2 separate regions of the Homo sapiens genome follow, and region 1 is linked to region 2. A link is a contact called in ENCODE Hi-C or POLR2A ChIA-PET data. All regions are on one chromosome and are shown on one strand. The core of a region is the stretch at or near the end of the contact, and the rest is flanking DNA. Distances in the headings are between cores, read along the strand shown.

Region 1 (6,777 bases), core at 3,020-5,519, 450 kb after region 2:
AAAACAAACCACCCCATCAAAAAGTGGGCAAAGGATATAAACAGACACTTCTCAAAAGAAGATATTTATGCAGCTAACAAATATATGAAAAAAGCTCATCATCACTGGTCATTAGAGAAATGCAAATCAAAACCACAATGAGATACCATCTCATGCCAGTTAGAATGGTAATCATTAAAAAGTCTGGAAACAACAGATGCTGGAGAGGATGTGGAGAAATAGAAACACTTTTACACTGTTGGTGGGAGTGTAAATTAGTTCAACAGTTGTGGAAGACAGTGTGGCGATTCCTCAAGGATCTAGAACTAGAAATAACATTTGACCCAGCAATCCCATTACTGGGTATGTACCCAAAGGATTATAAATCATTCTACTATAAAGACACATGCACACATATGTTTACTGCAGCACCATTTACAATAGCAAAGACTTGGAACCAACCCAAATGCCCATCAATGATAGACTGGCTAAAGAAAATGTGGCACATATACACCATGGAATACCATACAGCCACAAAAAAAGAATGAGTTCATGTCCTTTGCAGGGACTTGGATGAAGCTGGAAGCCATCATCCTCAGCAAACTAACACAGGAACAAAAAATCAAACACCACATGTTCTCATTCATAAGTGGGAGTTGAACAATGAGAACACATGGACACAGGGAGGGGAACATCACACATCAGGGCCTGTCGTTGGGTGGAGGGCAAGGGGAGGGAGAGCATTAGGACAAATATCTAATGCATGCGGGGCTTAAAACCTAGATGACAGGTTGATAGGTGCAGCAAACCACCGTGGCACATGTATACCTACGTAACAAACCTCACGTTCAGCACATGTCTCCCAGAACTTAAAGTAAAATAAAAATTTAAAACAAAAAACTCTTGTTTGCAGGTGACATTATGGACATATAATCTACAAATAATCCACAAATGATTAAAATAATAGAGTTTAGTAATATGGATGAATATAAGATAAATATTTAAAAAGCAGTTGTATTTTTATAGCCCAGCAAGATAAAGTTCAAATATGTATTTTTTATAAAGATGGATTTACAATAACATCAAAAATTAAAATGCACCTTGAAATAATAAAGACATGTAAACCCTTTTATGAAGACAGATTTTTTAAAGCATTTTTAAAAATTCTTTTTCATTGACAAATAATTATCCATATTTATGGGGTACACAGTAATGTTTCAATACATATAATAAATAGTGATCAGATCAGAATAATCAGCTTATCCATCATTTCAAACACTTATCATTTCTTTGTGTTAGGAACATTCAACATCCTGCTTCTAGCTATTTGGAATTATTAATATATATATATTATTGCAAACTATAGTCATCCTACTGTGGTAAAGAACACTAGAGCTTATTCTTCCTATGTAGCTGTAATTTGGTATCCTTTCACAACTCTACCTATCTCCACCCTCTCAACTACTCTTCCCAGCCTGTAGTATCCTCTGCTCTAATTTTTACTTCGAGTTCAACTTCCACATGTGTGAGAACATGCAGTGCTTAATTTTCTGTTCCTGGCTTATTTCACTTAACATAATGTCCTCCAGTTCCATCCATGTAGCTGCGAATGACAGTATTTCATTCTTTATTATGGCTGAATAGTATTCCACTCTGTATATATACACCACATTTCTTTACCCATTCATCTGTTGTTGGACACCCAGGTTGATTACGTACCTTGTGTATTTTGAATAGTGCTGCAATAAACATGGGATTGCAACACTATTCAATCAAGGGGTTGCAGCACTCTATCTCTTCAATATACTGATTTCCTTCTCCTTGGATAAATGCCTAGTAGTGGGATTGCTGGATCATACGGTATTTCTATGTGTAGTTTTTAGAGGAATCTCCACACTGTTCTCCACAGTAGCTATACTAGTTTACACTCCCACCAATAGGGTGTAAGAGTTCCCTTTTCTCCACATTCCTGCCATCATTTGTTATTTTTTTGTCTTTTTGGGAACAGCCATCCTAACTGGAATGAAATGATATCTCATTGTGGTTTTGATTTGCATTTCCCTGATTTGTGATGTTGAACATTTTTTCATATATTTGTTCGTCATTTCTGTTTTTGAGAAATGTCTGTTCAGATCATTTGTCCTTTTTTTTTTTTTTTTTTTTTTTTTGCTGTTGAGATGTTTGAGGTCCCTGTACATTTTGGACATTAATCCTGTCAGATGAATAGTTTACAAATTTTTTTCTCCCATTCTGAAGTTTATCTTTTGGCTCTGTTGTTTCCTTTGCTGTGCAGAAGGTTTTTAGTTTGATATAATCCCACTTACTTTTTGTTGTCTATGCTTTTGAGGTCTTATTTATAAAAATGTTTTCCCAGGCCAGGCGGTGGCTCACGCCTGTAATCCTAGCATTTTGGGAGTCCACGTCGGGCAGATCACCTGAGGTCAGGAGTCTGAGACCAGTCTGGCCAACATGGTGAAATCCCATCTCTACTAAAAAAATACAAAAATTAGCCAGGCAGGGTGGCACATGCTTGTAATCGAAGCTACTTGGGAGGCTGAGGCAGGAGAATCGTTTGAAGCCAGGAGGCAGAGGTTCATCTAAACCCGAGACAGCGCCACTGCACTCAAGCCTGGGCGACACAGCGAGACTCAAAAAAAAAAAAAAAAAAAAAAAAAGAAAAAATCTTTTCCCAGATCAATGTCCTGAATAAATACCACTATTCAAGTAGTTTTATAGTAGTCTTTACCATTTATTGTTTTGAAGGTCTTTTATCCATTTTGAGTTAATTTCTGTTTTTTGTTTTTGTTTGTTTTTGAGACTGACACTCGCTCTGTCACCAGGCTGGAGTGCAGTGGTGCGATCTCTGCCTCCTGGGTTCAAGCGATTCTCCTGCCTCAGCCTCTCGAGTGGCTGGGACTACAGGTGCACACCACACGCCCAGCTAATTTTTGTATTTTTAATAGAGACGGGGTTTTACCATGTTGGCTAGGATGGTCTTGGTTTCTTGACCTCTTGATCCGCCCGCCTCAGCCTCCCAAAGTGCTGGGATTACAGGCATGACCCACCGTGCCCAGCCTATTCATTTTGAGTTGATTTTTGTATAGAGTGAGAGGTGGGTCTAGTTTCATCCTTCTGCATATGAAGAAAGCATACTCAGTTTTCCCAGCACCGTTTATTGGACAGTCCTTTACCCAATGAGAGTTCGTGGAGCCTTTATCGAAAATCAGTTGGCGGTAGATACATTAATTTCTGGGTTCTCTATTCTGTTCCACTGGTCTATGTGTCTGTTTGTACACCAGTACCACACTTTTTTGTTGCTACAGGTTTGTAGTATATTTTGAAGTCTGGTAGTATGTTACCTCCAGCAAAATAATTTTTAATAACATACATCTCAGGATTTTTATAAAGGAAATTAAGATCAAAGTGAAAGAAAAATACAGTGATTTCTGTTCTTAAAATTTAAAGAACAGAAATTTAAATTCTAATCACTTGTCTTTTTAAAATTAGCATATCCTGCTCTTAACTTTTCATAAAAAGTATCTCTATAGGGAAATTAACATGTTTTATGGACTCACAGGGTATAAATTTCCACAGGGGAAGAAGCTACATGCCATGTTTCCAGGCAGGTATAATTCACCAACAGACTAATTAGGGGATCTAAATGCTCATCTAAAGCATAAAACCCATTAAAAAAAATATAAATATATTTTAAATCTACCCTTTATCTAGAGAAGGTAAATTCTGAAATGTACTACTAACGCAAAGTAATTAAACACAGTTCTTTTACTTGTGAAATGGAGCTAACACTAGAACCTACTTCACAGGATTATTGTGAGAAATAAATAATAAGATTATGCATTTAAGTGTTTATCAGAGTACCTGGCAAAGAGTAGCAAACAGTAAATGTCCATTTTATTTTTATTTTATACTATAAAGTAGTGAGCCTTAATCCCTAAGCCTTAATTTGAATTCTGACTTTAAGACACAGCCACTTCTAATTTCACTTTGGTTAAACGGGATGTTTTACAAAAGTTTACACTCCAGTAAAACAGTTAATGTTTTAAACTGTACCTTCTCTCCTACAGTGATTTGTTACTAACTTTTGGGATTTCTTCAAAGCTCAAACACTGTTCTCCTACAAAACAACAAAGGTAATAATTTTCTACCACTCAGATATCATCTTACCAGAATGTTTATTCTTTGCTTTCTAGCAAATTCTTAACCATGGGCAATATTAACTGTTGCCCTGTAGTCTGACTTTTTAAAATGAATTTCTGTCTGGTATCCTCTATTGTATTTCTAAGCCCTTTGACGTCACAGAACCACATACTATGTACTTCTTTATTTTCCCACGATATCCTTGTAGTAAGGCAGTCAATAAATAGGATGTGGTTACATGCACAACTTCATTTCAAAGCTTAAAAATGGGAACTTGCATTGAGTGCAATTCAATGAAATTATTTGTAATTTCTAAAAAATAAACTTTGGCAAAAGAAAATACAAAAAGCAATTTAAGACTTGTGAATAAACATATATCCCATTTGTAGTTCATTACAGAAAATCTAAAGTAATAACAAAAGACACTACTGAGGGAATACATCAATGTAGTTAACTCTGGGCATCATAAAAGTTACAACAGAATCTAACATACAATTTTTAGACCGGGCATGGTAGCTCATGCCTGTAATCTTAGCCCTTTGGGAGGCTGAGGTGGGAGGATCGCTTTAGTCCAGGAATTCAAAACCAGCCTGGCAACATGGTGAGATCCCGTCTCTACAAAAATTAGCCAGGAGTGGTAGCACACACCTATAGTCCCAAATATTTGGGAGGCTTAAGCCCAGGAGGTTGAGGCTGAAGTGAGTCAAAATGGAACCACAGCACTCTAGCTTGGGCGCCAGAATGGGACCCAGACTCAAAAAAAAAAAAAAAAACTAAACTAAAAAAGAATGTTTTAAAATAGCAATTTCTAATAGTTGGCAATCTTACTCGTGTGATTTCTGTGGCGATAATTACTGCAGAGGGAAAGCATGAATGAAAAATCTACCTAGTAGTTTCTTTTTAAGAATATTAGGGAAATACATATAAACTTAAGTTCATATAGTACTCCAGGTGGAGGAAGCTGTTTTAAAAAATCAGTAGGCACTGGGTATCAGATAGCCCATGAAAAGAGAACCAACAAAATATAACAAGCAAAAGCTCTACATCAGCAAAACATCAAGTTTGAAAACTCCACACACATCAACTAGTCAGGAAGTTGTGAGATAAGGTTGTGTGTACTGCTTACTCTTGAAGGGTCTCCACTTACATCCCTCAAAGTTGGTTTTATCTCTGCCTCTTGTACAGGAACACTATGAAAGAACCTTTCATTATGTGATTACAGTGAAGGAGGAAAGTCAGACATGCCTCTGAATGAACACATTTTCCTCCTGGAGAAACTGGTGACAGCACACTGCTTCACAGGAAGTGCTCTAGGGAATCAATCATTTAAGAAAAAGTTCAGTAGCAAGTCATCTTACTGTCCTGTTGCTTGCGAAAATTTACCTGGATATGGGAAATACAGAAAATTAAACTTAAAGAAAAATTAAATGAGCAGCTCACAAAGGCAGCACTGTGCCATGTCAGAACACAGGCTGGCAAGGAGAAGAACTGGGTTCCTGTTCCAGAGCTGCCACAAACTAGCTTTGCAATCTTGGGCAAACCAGGTAACATCCAGGGTTCAGCTTCCTCTTGTCCAAGAGAGCTGGATAATATCATCTCTATGATCCTTCCAGCTCTAATGGTTTGTGAATATATCACTGAAAACTCAGAATTATAAACAAGCCCCATTTCTTCTCCCCACACAGCAACAAAAAACCCCAAACTGTAATCTCCCTACCTTTTATACTCCTATATGGGGGATTTAAGTGGCCACCGGTTTAAACAAGGAGCTGTAAAATCAGGATGATTTTAAACGGACTGTCATCTACATTCAAGTCATCAAATTTCAAAATAGAATAGAATTGTATTTTAGACTGTATGGAATGGCTTTCTTCATCCATTGAGAGAAAAGTAGATCACAGTTACTACTCTGAAGAATAAGAAATGCAAGTTCCACATTCTCCCCTCTAACTAGGGTTGCATTCTGCCTGCAAGTCACTTCACTGCCTCCGTGTATTCAGACGGCAGTCACATTCACCTAAGGCTTGACTCTTAAACTCATAGTTTTACCACTAGGCACAGATCTAGCTTTGCCAGGGCAACTATGCTCTTGGAAGGGTGTACCTCAGGTGTGGCCCAGCCATTCCAATGTAAATGATGTTCTTCTCTGTCATTTATATTTTTAACTCTTAAAGGTTTTAAGCACATGTAAGTATATTTAATTATTATTAATTTAAAGGAAGTTCATGGGGCAAAAGGTTATGTTTAAAAGCAGGAATTCTCCAGTAATGTAAATAACACTAATTTCTTGATGACTTTGGATTTTTATTGACTCCTAAACTGAGACATTTCTTTAGCTAAAGTCAGCAATACGAAGAATCAAGTTTTTCATAGGGGACGGGGTTCCAGTGTTAGAACACTGCTATTACATATACAGTTCATCGCTCATTCAGTCATCAGTTTCTTCTCACGCCTATGTATGTGAGGTTACCATGTGAATGGCAACATAGAAAAATGACTGGACCTCATTACAACGGAAACTAATGTTTTACAGAAAAACAGTCAGGATCTTATTTTTTATTTAAGCAGTCACTGGAAGAATTCTTTGGTTTATAAGAACCTGTCTTTTTGTGATAATTGTTTTTTTTTTTAACAAACATC
Region 2 (6,759 bases), core at 3,326-5,825:
GGTGGCGTGCAATGAGAGGCTGGTGGGTGGGGTCATGCATGGCAATGCAACCCTGGAGGCCCCATCTCCTTCAGAGAAGTCAAGGTGGTGAGGTCAAGGGGAAGGGGAAGGAGGACAGGAGCAGAGAGGTGATGTGAGGGAAGCAGGGTGGGCTGGCAGGGGCCGAGAACCCCAGTGCCTGGGAATCTTCAGGGGCTCTGCGAGGCGGCCCAAGGCCGGGGTTCCCACAGCGGCAGGTGGTCACCAAGCGGGCCAGGCCGGACAGGGCTGGCACCGACTCTAGCAGGGGTGGAGGTGCCAGCTCTCACCCGCCAGCCGGCCTGCCAGCTGGGGAAGCTTCATTAGAATTCCTCAGCCCTCCAACCCATTTCCTTCCTGGTGAACAGGACAGCTAATGGCCCCAGTTGCCTGCTGCCAGGGTGAGGTGGGTCGGGCTGGCAGCTTCAGGCCAGGCTGGGGGTAGCGGTGACCTCTAACAACCCAGGAAGCATGCCTCTCCCCTGCCCTGGGGGAGGGAGCAGCCCACAGTGTGACCCGAAATTTCCCCAAGTTAAAGACCATCTGCCTGTCTGTCTATCCATCCCCCCAGGGCCCAGGGGGCTGGTGAGTGTGGACAGACAGACACAGGCTGTGGGAAGCTGCAGTGATTAATGAGTGATGAAAACCAGACTTCGTCAGGATGGGGGTGGGGACATAGAAGCAGAGAGAGGTTGTCTGTTTTATGCTTGGCTCAGCTCTAAGCCCACAGCTCAGGGGAGGAGGGTGGAGGCAGCTGAGGGCAGTACTGGGCCCTGGCCTCAAAATCCCAGTCCGAGCATAGGGCCCCAGTTCATAGACACCCCCCTCATCCCCCAGTACCTCCTTCAGCCTCTGCCCTGGAAGGTTTCCCTAAGAGGAACTAGCTTTACTCCCAAATCCCAGGGACTTGCACTGGCCCTCAAATACCATCCATCCCAGAACACCCCAGAAGCCATGGGGAACAGCAGGGAAAACAGCCTCACCAACCCTCCAATCTTCTTGTCATGGGGCCAACGATTCTGGGGCCCAGAGCCTGAAGGTCCTCTCACCCTTCACCCCGACAAACACATGACCACTCCCACATTCCCAAACTCTGCCCCCAGGACCTGCTGAAGTCAAGCAGATTTTTCTCAAATGTCAAGGACAGCAAAAGCTACTTCTAAGAGGATTCAGCTCAAACCTCCAAACCTGCAAATAGACAGTCAGGATAAACCCAAGCAGGAGAGAGGCTTGCACAACCACTGCTTTTGGTCCCCACCCGACAGACACCTTGAGGGACCTTGGCAACATCCTCCTCCCCTGCCCGAAAATATTCCCACACTGGCCCATCTGCTCCAGGGCCTTGGATTCCACCATTCAACCCTGACCTCCCTTTGCAATACTGAACTCGAAGACTCTTGCCGAGGTTTCAAGTGTGTCCCCGCTCCCAGGGCCTGGGATCTGGCCAGGGAGGGCTGGAAAGAAGGAAATGCGCCACAGATGGAGGAAGTAGCTTCGGCAAGGTGAAGCACAAAGGCAAACTTTGCTGACAGAAGACTCTTGCTGCTGGCCAACCAGGCCTGCCTGTCATGAGAATCAAAATTGTTTTCTTTTGTCGAAAAAATATTTCCAAGGTAGTTCTTGTGTTGTGCTCAGGCACGTGGGTAAGGAAGCAATAGTGAGTGCTTCCTTCTTGCCTGCCAGGGACCTTGTGCATATCTGTTGGCTCATTGCATCTTAGAAACTCCTGAAGAAACTGAGGCTTGGGGAGGTTGCCTGCCCCCACGCACCCCTCAGGGACTAAGTGACAGAGCTGAGATCCCCAGTCGGCCAGACACAAAGCCCTCCTACTTTCTGAAGCCCCACCCTGCTGGGGAGGGAGAACTGGACGCCATCTGGGAAGAATTAAGGAGGTTTTTAGAAAAGGCCTCTGCAGGAATGAGAAAACCTTCATTAGGGCTTTTTAATCAATAAAGCAGGAACAAAACCTCCCTCCCTGCAAACATTTCTGGACTCCTAGGAGATGCCCAACTGTGCCCAACAAATGATTCAGAAAACGAGTATAAAATTCAAAAAATCCCCATCCCGACAAGTCAGAGAATGCTTTTTACTGGATGTTGGGGAGGGGAAGCCGAACCTCATGGCTCCTTGGATCTCAGTTCCTGTCTCTTGCCTTAACAGAGCCCAGACTTGTCATCTGAGAGGAAGGGGGAGGCTGAGGTCACTGCCCTTCTCTGGTTTCTGCCAAGAGCTCTGCTCTTCTCCAGGGAGGTGGCGGGGCTGGGATGGCTTTGTACCCTGCAGGCTCCAGCAGGATTGCATCTGCTGAGGTGCATCTTAGAAAGGGGAGTGTGAGATGCAGGTCCCCCACCTCTGGTGCTCCTGGCCAAGGCTGAGTGCCTGTGGTTCCTTTGTGGCCGTTCAGGTGGGAAAAGCGTTTGTGATACCAAAAAATCAGCTAGGCTCAGCCCTGAGCCGCAGCTGGGCACCTGCAAACCGAGGGCCTCACTTAGCCTGTCCCATCTGCAGAGGGAGTCGTCAGATGCTTCCCAAAGACCTTCTCAGGGTTAAATGAGAAAGTGGAGTATATTCGTTTTCTATTGCTGCATCACAAATTATTACAAAGCAGCTTAAACACTACCCATTTCTTATTTCACACTTCAGGTCAGAAGTCCAGGTGGGCTCAGCTATAGTCTCTGCTTAGGGTCTCACAAGCTGAAAATCAAAGTGTGAGCTGGCTGGCTCCTATCAGAAGCTCTTTTCCAGAAGCTCTGGGAAAGCATCTCCTTGCAAGCTCATTCGGGTTGTGGCGGAATTCCACTCCTGCAGTTGCAGGACTGAGGTGGCGGTCAGCCAGGGATCTCTATCAGCTCCTCGAAGCTGCTCTCTCTCGAGTCCTTTCCACATGGTCCCCTCCTTCTTCAAGTCATCAAAGATGTATCGAACCCTCCCTCACACTTCACATCTGTGACTTCCTCTCCTGCCCCCAGCCAGAGAAAACCCTCTGCTTCTAAAGGGCTCGTGTGATTCGATTAGGCCCCTACCAACTCATCTTTCTTTTCTTGGACTCAGAGTCAACTGATTTCTATCCTTAATGATGTCTTTGAAATCCCTTTGCCATATAATTTCACATGATCATGGGCTTGATGTCTTATCATGTTCAGGGGTTCGGATGGAAATATTGGGGGCCATATTTAGAATTCTGCCTACACGGGAAGCAAAAGTGCTTTGTCACCTCTAAAGTGCCAGACTTAGGCTCTCATTAGAGCCTAATGAGGGTCTAACCCTTAGGGAGGGTTTCCTTCCCTCTGCCCCAGGAGCGCAAAGGAAAGGGTGACACTGGATTAGGGGTGGCTGCCTGTGGCCCCTGCCCCTTCCCCTCCTCCTCCTCCTCCTCCTCTTGAGCCTACCTCTGGGCTTTTCATGACTTGGAGAGGGAGCCCTGTCTCAGGACCCCAGGACTTAATCTGTCCGTCACCTTCCCCTTCCAGATCTTCAGCCACTCCACACCCCCTGCAAGTTCCTTCCTGGGCTCTGCCCTTCCTTCATACTCTCTGGGTACCACTCCTTCCCGGGATCTACGACGGCGGTCTACACTCGCCTGCTCCCATCTCTGTCCACTGGAGCCTGGCGCCTACCAGCCCCCACTGCCTGAATCTGTTCTCCCTCCCTTATCCCAGTGGACACCTTCCAGGCCATCTCTGCCAGGCCTTCCTGTGATGGCAACCATAGAGTCTGTCTTGTACCTGCGGTATTATTCCCAACACCCACCCGGGTGCCAGGAGCATAGCAGACACTCTAGCAAACATTCGTCATTGTTTGTCTGCATCCACGTATCTATGTGGTCCACGTGCTAATGTGCTCCCCTGCCTGCCCCAAACCTGAGGATACGTCTCCTGCTGCCGCCTCAGCAAGTGACACCCATGTCACCCTCTCCCTCAGCCCGAGGGCAGTGACCACAGTGAGAGGAAGCATGAGTGTGGGTCCATCAGGATAAAAGGCCAGCACTGAGTCTGTTTCACGCCCCCTGCCCCCACCCCACCACACACGTGCACACACCACAGGCTCTGCGTTCTCCTTGGCCTAACGCTGGGGAGGGCAAGAGCCACCACCCACCAGCTTTCTACCCTTCACTATACCTGGGCCTCAACTCAGCTGGCCTCTCTAGGAGTTACTTGTGCTGGCCTTAATCTTTTTTCTTTTTTTTTTTTTTGAATCGGAATCTTGCTCTGTCGGGAATACAGTGGTGCAATCTCGGCTCACTGCAACCTCCTCCTCCCAGGTTCAAGTGATTCTCCTGCCTCAGCCTCTCAAGCAGCTGAGATTACAGGCACCCACCAACACATCCAGCTAATTTTTGTATTTTTAGTAGAGACGGGGTTTCACCTTGTCGGCCAGTCTGATCTCGAACTCCTGACCTCAGGTGATCTGCCCGCCTCAGTCTCCCAAAGTGCTGGGATTACAGGCGTGACCCACCACGCCTGGCCAATCTTTTTTCATTCCGTCCCTGCATTTAGGCCTATGTTCTCTTCCCCCAGAGACCCACCCACTTCCTCTTGGGGAGTCCAGCCGAGGACAGTGTGGCTTGAAGAACATTCTAATCCCAGCCCGAGAGCTCTGAGAGAAAAAATGACTACAAACCCTGGAATGTGAAGCCTGCTGCTTCCTGCAAAGCATTTTGAATGAAACACGTAACCAACAGCTGCAGCACAGAGAATGGAAACTCTGAGGAACGTCATGGCTCCAGGTTCCAAATAGCAGGGTTGTGAGCAGGACAGGCTCTTCATTTCAGCCCAACCTGGACACCCTCAGCAGCACCCCTCCCTGCTCTCCTTCCAGGAAGCGGGCCCGTCATGCCAAGGATGTGCCGCTGTTGCTCGCTTATTCCAAACACCCCCGGCCCCCAACACAGCCAGACATCCCCGTGTATAGGGGTGAGGCCCCCTTCCCACTCACCAGCCCCCAGAGACATTGAGGACACCCAAGCCCAGCCACTCTGCCCTCTCAGGAGCAGGTTAATGCATCCCTCAACATGACTCCCATCCTGGAACTCAGCCCCAGGCCAGGCTGGGCAGTGCCAGCCAATTCATGCAATGCAGGAAGATATCATTGCCAAAGCTGCTCTAGGGCAGACTTGGGGTGAGGGGGCAGGACAGAGAGCCCATGAGGAGCAAGAGGCCCTAGAATTGGAGAATTCCTGAAGATCACTCCTGCATGAAGGGGAGACATGCGAACATTTTTTCAACTTCTTTAGGGAGATATAACACACTCAGTAAAACACACTCGTCTTAATGGCGTGGCTTGATGAACTTTTACATACAAACACACCTGGATGAAATGTAGAACACTGCAAATACCCCAGAAGATTCCCTGGATCCCCTTCCCAGTCAACATTCGTCCCCCTCAGAGGTGACCGTGATTTGGAACTTCTCTCACCATCAATTAATTTTGCCTCTTTTTGAACCTCATTGAAATGGAATCACCAACAGCATGTGCTTTCATGACCAGCTTACCTAGTTCATCCTGTCTATGAGATTCATCCACGATGCAGACACACTAATGACCCCATGGCACCTCCCACACTCCAGGTGCTGTACCAAGGATGTCATGGTTACTTGTTTACACTAAGGCCTTGACATTGAACCCATTTTCCAGATAAGGAAGTTGGTTGAATCAGCAGTTCATTGCCACACAGTCAGGACTTGGAGAGACTGGAATTCAAACCCAAGAGAGAACCAGAACAGATTCTCTCTTCTATTTTCTCTTAACAAACTTACAGAGACCTGCCTCCATTATACCTAGAGATCTACAGCCTGGAATTTCCTCACAAGGGAGACCTGTTTCAGGGTTTTGTGCTCTTGGGAACCCAACAGGAGCACCCATTTTACTTTAGTCCCCTATTCCTTGGGGGACATGGGCAAGGCAGAAGAGGAGGGGTGAGCAGCAGGTGAGGAGGGGTGAGCAGCAGGTAAGGAGGGCGTCTCAGGAGGCCCAGACCCAGGCAGAAAAGGTTTCACAGGAAGAGAATGAAGAGGTTCATTCATTTAGTCAGCCAATATTTATTGAATGCCTGCTGTATGGCAGGCGCTGTCCTAGGCACTTACTTTTTGGTTATCTACCTGTATGTATCAAACCACTCTAAAATGCAGTGGCTTAAAATGGACAACAAACATTTATTATCTCTTATAACTTTATAAGTTGGCTGAGCAGTTCTTCCACTGATCTCACCAAGGGACTTTTATGCTGCTGCAGCCAGATGGCAGCTGGAACTGAAGTCATCTGGGAGCTAGACTGGGCTGGCTGAGTCAAGATGGTGGCCTCACATGTCAGGTACCCTGGAAAGAACCTGGAGGGCTGGGCTAGGCTGGGACTGGTGCATTGATGGGATTCCTTCTCTCCTGCTGTCCTGTATGGGCTCCTCCTTCTCCATGTGGCCCTTCCACATCTCCTCTTCATGCGCATTTCTCCAAGAGGGTATCCAGACTTCTTACATCACAGCTAAGGGCTCCCAGAAGTAATAAAGTGGAAGTCACCAAGCCTTATTAAAGTTTAGGACTGGCAATGGCTTGGCACCACTTTGGACATATTTTGCTGCTTAAGGTGAATTACAAGCCTGGACCAGATTCAGCACGGGAAGGAACTCTAGAAGGGAATGAATATCATCCAGGGCCATCTTTGGAGAGTAGCGACCACCCCCCCAAAAAGAAAATCATTGTCTTTTTTCATTTATTCAACAAACATTCACTGTCAGGCACATAGTTC

What was found. Hi-C counts contacts between places; a loop is a spot of excess contacts on that map. ChIA-PET counts read pairs that join two places held with the same protein, here RNA polymerase II (POLR2A). Pooled maps may share reads with other maps.
Region 1: a pooled map shows a loop between it and region 2 (3-fold over the local background). The contact joins two enhancer-like sites. A Hi-C loop is called at or near these places in 5 of 50 pooled maps. POLR2A ChIA-PET finds 5 or more read pairs at or near these places in 2 of 52 experiments (MCF 10A and T-cell).

Annotation. Positions count from the first base shown.
Region 1 is chr2:43,533,047-43,539,823 of GRCh38, forward strand. The region is part of intron 21 of THADA (THADA armadillo repeat containing); the gene reads right to left. Among named protein-coding and RNA genes, the nearest start is that of THADA, 60 kb to the right of the region's middle. Within about 2 kb of position 4,270, at least 2 of the 41 ENCODE cell types and tissues checked have a DNase peak (open chromatin) inside an H3K27ac peak, as active enhancers do.
Region 2 is chr2:43,082,021-43,088,779 of GRCh38, forward strand. All of the region lies in intron 2 of LOC107985876, which reads right to left. LOC124907756 (a long non-coding RNA gene) reads left to right here. Exons shown (of 2, transcript XR_007086299.1): 2 at 1-2,080. Among named protein-coding and RNA genes, the nearest start is that of LINC02580, 17 kb to the right of the region's middle. RefSeq lists enhancers at 1,388-2,154, 2,155-2,921, 4,471-5,010, 5,011-5,549. Within about 2 kb of position 4,576, at least 24 of the 41 ENCODE cell types and tissues checked have a DNase peak (open chromatin) inside an H3K27ac peak, as active enhancers do.